Regions from separate parts of the Homo sapiens genome. Here region 2 is linked to region 1. A link is a loop called in an ENCODE intact Hi-C map of the cell type or tissue named here. Cell type or tissue: natural killer cell. All regions are shown on one strand. Each heading gives the region's core, and the rest is flanking DNA. Links, peaks and the distances in the headings are about the cores only.

Region 1 (2,906 bases), core at 274-2,773:
GTTCCGGGAGCGGGGCGCGCCCTCGCCCGCATAACCCTAGGCCGGAGTCCGCCGCTCAACCGCCACAAGTGCCGCAGGTTTCCCGCCCAAACGGGTCCCGCCTCCTGCCCGCGGGCCTGGGCCGCCAGGTGCCCAGGGGTCGCCAATGGGGCGCTCCTGCTTCTGGGAGGGCCCTCAGCGCGCATGCGCCCAGCCCCACCCCCTCGGCCGCGCCCAATCCCCACCGGGCCCGCCCCGCCCGCAGCACGCGGAGCCCCGGCAGCCGACGCCAGCCTGACCCCTGAACTGGCCTCCGCCGGCCCTCCCGCCGCGCCAACAGCACAGAGGAGTGGCGTCGCCCCGGGTTATTATTTTTTATTAAGATCAAAATACAAGTCCCACTATGAACTGGCTGTTCTCACAATAAATAACAATAACTTACGTTTGTTTGTTCGGCAAAGGCTCACATACTCTGTCCTCCGTCGAATAACTTAAACACTTTCAAGGCAAGTCTGGTTTCTACTGTTTCCCAGCAATCATGCGCTTTGGGAGTTTGAGTGTCTGTTCCTCTGAGTTATCCCCTTCCTTTTCCCCGCTAGGAGCCCGGGCGAAGCCGCCAGGGAGCGCTGAGCTGGGGCAGGGCGGGGGTCCGCGTGGGCGAGCTCCGGGCCGGCCGAGATGGGGACACAGGTGGGGCGTGGAGAGACAGAGCGGCGGCCACGTAGAGAGGAGAGGAGAGGGCAGAGCTAACCCTGGTAAGTCCCAGATTCTGGTTTTGAAAAACTAAGAGTCCTCGGAGCAGGGGTCTGCAGTCTGGTGAAAGCAGGTTGCATCCTGGCGCCTTGGGCTGTCCAGACCGTGTCTCTCGGTACTCTCTCATAAATAACAATAGAATAATTACGAAGGCGAGAGAGCTTTCGGAACTGGAATGGCCTGAGCATGGGTGAGTCTCATGCAGGGAGCATGCGAGGTCCGCGGGCTGGCAGGGAGGGGTCCCCCTCACGTCTCCACGGGACTCGGCACCATACTGTTGGGGGTGTCCGGGAGCTGCGAGGACAGGGAGGTCACGTCGCTGCCGGAGGAGTTGCCTAGGGAGCCGGACTCGGAGAAGGAGACCTGGGGCGGCGGAAACACCGGGAAGAGGCAGGTGAAGAGGCACGCGAGCTGGTGCTCCAGGGCCGCGTGCTCCGAGTCGGAAAGTGTCCCTTGGGGACCGGCCGCCAGCTGAGAGCAAGCCCTGCGGAGAAGGAGGCCAGGTCCCCAGGCGCACGAGGGGGGGATTAGGGCGGGGGAGCGGGTTGGTTAATCCTGCGACCTCTCTTGTGAGCACTTTAATCCAGGGAGACCTGGTTTAGGGCGCGTAATGGGCCGAGGTGAGGTTTCAGAGCCCGCCACTGTTCCCCCTCCCCCACCGCCTAGGGCTGTACCCAGCCCCTCAGCCCAAGGCCACCCCCTCCCCTCTCTGCCAGGCTAAGTGGCTAAATCCCCAACCCGCAGAGTCCCGAGGTCGGGGCGGGTAGGGCAGGGCCTCACCAGCTGTTGGAAGGCGGGTTGGTCCAGGTCGCTCTGGAGGGCAAACTCGCTGAGCGCCTTCCACGGCGGCTGGTACGTCTGCACCTCCACTGCGCTGCCCTGCACGGCGTTCTCATGGCGGATGGGACTGCCCGCCACCAGGGGCGTCCCAGTCAGTCCCTGAAGGCTCTGCGGGGCAAGCAGAAGGCAGTAGGTGCTCGAGTTAGGTCTGGCCTTTTCTGCCACCTTTGAGACTGGAGCTCCAGGCCTTGAGTGATTTAGGGTCTGCATTGCTTTGCGGGGAGGCGCACACTCGATCGCATCGGAAGAGCCCTCTTTCTCCACTGGGGATCTGCGGGGGCCGCAAACTTGCCACGATAGGTCAGCCTCGGTGCTGGAAGCCAACCGCCCGGTGAGGAAAGGCAAGACCTGCACTCCCACCTTTCTGCAGCTGCCGACGGAGTGCACAACCCACCAGCCCGACTGGCGGGCGCTGCACACTGCCATGCAGCCTTGGGCTCCGCGCAGCGCCCGGAACCCGCAACGCGGGGCTGCCACTGGGACAAGGAGAAACCCCGATCCCAGACAAAATAGGAAGCCTCAAATCCAAGGGAAGCCTTGCTGTGAAGGTACAGACATACACCATCTGGAGCGCCCAGTTCTCCCTGGATCTCCCAGGGCTCGCCCAGAAAAGGGCACGCAGATACCGCGGCGGAAGCGCAGCCCCCACCCGACTCGAGCCTCCGGCCCAGCGGCTGCTCACCGTCTTGTCGCTGTGCTGCTGCTGCTGCAGCTGCTTCATGAGAATGGATTTCTTCTTGTCCTTGCAGCGCTTGTTCTGGAACCAGACGCGGATGACCCGCGGGCTCAGGCCGGTCATCTCCACCAGCTGCTCCTTCATGAGAGCGTCGGGCCGCGGGTTGGCGGCGTAGCAGGTCCGCAGAGTGTGCAGCTGCTTCTCGTTCAGCACAGTCCGCACGCGGGTCGTCTTCTCCGTCTGCTTGTGCACGTGCGGGCGCAACGCGGGCTGCCGGCCCGACCCAGCGTCTGCCAGGACAGGGTGAGGCCAGAGGTTAGCGAGGGGCCGCCACCCACCCGCCCCGAGCCCAACCTCCGGGTGGCCCAGCCCCCCGGGGCCCGATTTCGTTTCTGTTTTATTCTGTTTGTTTCGTTTAATTGTTCGTCTTCCTCTCCATCTGTTCGCCTTACTCGGAGAGAGCTGTGCATTTTCGTTCTTTCTCTCGCTCCCGGGCCGGACTGCCCCGCAGCGATCTCTCCCGAGCTCAAGCAGGGCGCGGGAGCTCGGCGACAGGCCGCTGCGGGGAGGGAGTGGCTGCTCAGGGATGTGCCTCCTCCAGTCGCAGGACCCTCGGAACGAGCGAAGCCCTCCGGAAGAAGTCGGAGTTTCAGAGGAA
Region 2 (2,906 bases), core at 324-2,823, 56 kb after region 1:
CTTCCTTCTAGGTGTGGTAGTACCTGTCCTGCTTTTAAAGACATCCAGGGTTATACAGATATCTGCTGATATGTTTCTTCACCGTTATGGTTCATTTTTTCCTATACTTAATAGAGTTAGAAGACAACTGGTCAATAGTTATTTCTTGCCTTGTCTGTGAAGTAAATTCCAAGCATCAAAGGAGTGCTAGTTTTGTTGCCTTTTGCTGTTGCTTTTAAGAAATAGATTGTATGTTTCAGGAAATGCTCTATGTACAGTGAAGTGTGATGAGAAAGTGAAAGTGTTTTCTGTCCGTGGAACATCCTTTGATGCTGCAGCAACAAGTGGCGGTAGTGCCAGTTCAGAAAAGGGTGAGTGTTCATTTGGAGTTTTTTTGTTTTGTTTCTTACTTTTTTAATTCATAGACTGTATTATAATAAGAGATGACCTCTGCCTACATTTCTAATGAATAGTATTTGAAAGTTCAATTTAAATGATATTCCCAAGCTTATACAAAAATAATAAATATGTATAACTTACATCTTTTTCACATTATCTTTGGTACTAGGATAGTTGCTTTGGTAGATCAAGGGAGTGGGAGACAGAGGATCTATTAAGATTAAGCTTTTTTACTCTTGTCACTGTTTCCTATTATATTTGGGTGATTCAGTATAACAGAAGAATGTAATAGGAAACGTGTGGAGGGTGTCACACTTTAACATATATAGTGTCTTATTTGAACCTCATAGAAAGAAAGTTATTCTATATTCAGACTCAGAGAATTGAATGATTTCTGGAGTCATACAGCTAATGTGGCAAAGGCTGGAATCTAGTCTCCTTAAGTCTTTCCATTATCAGAGAGAATTAATTAGGAGCACTGAAAATTCACAGTAATTAACTTAAATTTCGTGGAATTATATACTTGTGTGTTTCTCTTGAAAATAATTCTTGTTATAGAACTTGAAATCATAGTCATTGTTTTATTATGTATTAATGTATGCAGCATCAAGTACTTCACCAGTGGAAATATCAGAGTGGCTTGACCAGAAATTAACAAAAAGTGATCGACCAGAGCTAACAGGTGCCAAAGTGGTGGTATCTGGTGGTAAGTGAAATATTAATCTTAAAAGATGTAAATTGAAAATACTTTGATTTTTTTTTTTATTTTTAGTATTTATTTTAGAAGTACACAGATCTTTTTCAAATGTAAGAAGTTGGGAAGTTTGGGATATTATTCCCATTTAACCAATTAGGAAAATGAAATTATGAGCATAATACACAGTTTGGGGTTTCTGTTGCACACCTAGTCACTGGCACCAGGGGGAGCATGGTATAAATCTTATCTGCATAACTTTGCCACTTGGTGCCATCTTATTGATGGACTTCCATGAATTCTGCAGAGTATGGTTGGCTTCTCAATTATAGATAGAACTGGCTTGAATTTCAGGGCCATCTTGTGTATAATTCCTACCCTTCTTTCCACTTGGAAAGATTTCCAGAGTTGTCCATGTCTTTGTGTATAACTCTTTAAAAAGTTTCTTAACATTTAATATCAAAACTGTTAATATTGCATAAGACATGCTTATTTTTATACATCATGCTCCTTGTCTTTAAAAACAATGATTTTTTTATGGCCCACTGACTAACTTTTTGAAAAAATAAGGACTGTTATGCTTTTTAAATCCTTGCAATTAAACATCCAACAAAATAAGCTTTCAGACAGCCTTCTATTGCAAGTATCATTGAGAAAAAAAAATTAATATTTTGAAGTGATATATCTGACTTGTTTTTCGTTTTCTTTTTTTCTTTTTGAGATGGAGTTTCGCTCTTGTTGCCTAGGCTGGAGTGCAATGGCACAATCTCTGCTCACCGCCACCTCCACCTCCCAGGTTCAAGCGATTCTCCTGCCTCAGCCTCCCGAGTAGCTGGGATTACAGGCATGTGCCACTACGCCCAGCGCGGTGACTCACACCTGTAATTCCAGCACTTTGGGAAGCCGAGGCGGGTGGATCACCCGAGGTCAAGTGTTCGAGACCAGCCTGGCCAACATAGTGAAACCCCGTCTCTATTAAAAATACAAAAAATTAGCTGGGCATGGTGGTGGATGCCAGTAGTCCCAGCTACTCAGGAGGGTGAGGCAGGAGAATTGCTTGAACCTGGGAGGCAGAGGTTGCAGTGAGCCGAGATCGCACCATTGCATTTCAGCCTGGGCAACAAGAGTGAAACTCCTCCTAAAAAATAAATAAATAAATAAATAAAAATAATAATTTTGTATTTTTAGTAGAGACGGAGGTTCTGCATGTTGGTCAGGCTGGTCTCGAAATCCTGACCTCAGGTGATCCGCCCACTTCAGCCTCCCAAAGTGTTGGGATTACAGGTGTGAGCCACCGAGCTGGGCCCTGACTTGTTTATTCACTTATTTATTCAAGAAATGTATATTGGTTATCTGTTCTATGACAGGCTTATTGCCAAGTGCTGGAGAAACAGATGAAAAGGCAGAATGTTCTTCCTCTCGAGGAGTTTAAAGTCCTTGAGATGACTCCCATTCAAATAATAACTTTATTCAGTCATTCAGAGAAATTTATTGAGCATCTATTATATGTAGAGTTTTGCTAAATATTGCAGATATGGCAGTGACCAAGATAGATATAGATCCTGAAATTAAAGAGTTTTTATTCTAGTGGGAAAAAAACTCATATTAATTACACAATTAGTTAACTAGGTAATCATAGTAGTGTTGAATGCTTTATAGAAGTATAGGAGTGTCAGAGGCCAGAAAAGGTTTATAGAGGAGGTGACATGCTTAATATGGCAGTTACATAATATGAAAATTTACTCCAGTATATAAAATAGCAAAATTGTTCCAGAATGTATTTGATGTTTGCCTAATTTTTTTTTTTCATCTTTTTAAATGAGGTCGAGGCTTG

The links. Peaks named below come from ENCODE experiments on the same cell type or tissue, not always from the same donor. Only the 100,000 strongest peaks of a DNase experiment are listed, where the experiment ranks them.
Region 2: a loop joins it to region 1, with 3 times the contacts of the local background. A loop is called at or near these places in 6 of 110 quality-filtered maps.

Annotation. Positions count from the first base shown.
Region 1 is chr15:76,339,908-76,342,813 of GRCh38, reverse strand. It overlaps ISL2 (ISL LIM homeobox 2), which reads right to left. Exons shown (of 6, transcript NM_145805.3): 4 at 2,255-2,538; 5 at 1,513-1,680; 6 at 339-1,095. The coding sequence ends at 979. It overlaps LOC124903532, which reads left to right. Exons shown (of 1, transcript XM_047433420.1): 1 at 1-421. The coding sequence ends at 34. Among named protein-coding and RNA genes, the nearest start is that of ISL2, 4.6 kb to the right of the region's middle. RefSeq lists enhancers at 1,921-2,676, 2,874-2,906. In natural killer cell, for the core only: a CTCF peak has its summit at 1,654; DNase peaks (open chromatin) are centred at 933, 1,623 and 2,343; H3K4me3 peaks cover 1,040 bases; H3K27me3 peaks cover 2,299 bases.
Region 2 is chr15:76,283,815-76,286,720 of GRCh38, reverse strand. It overlaps ETFA (electron transfer flavoprotein subunit alpha), which reads left to right. Exons shown (of 12, transcript NM_000126.4): 6 at 240-350; 7 at 983-1,084; 8 at 2,896-2,906. Among named protein-coding and RNA genes, the nearest start is that of ETFA, 26 kb to the left of the region's middle. In natural killer cell, for the core only: a CTCF peak has its summit at 1,273 (motif pointing right); a DNase peak (open chromatin) is centred at 1,300; H3K27ac peaks cover 402 bases.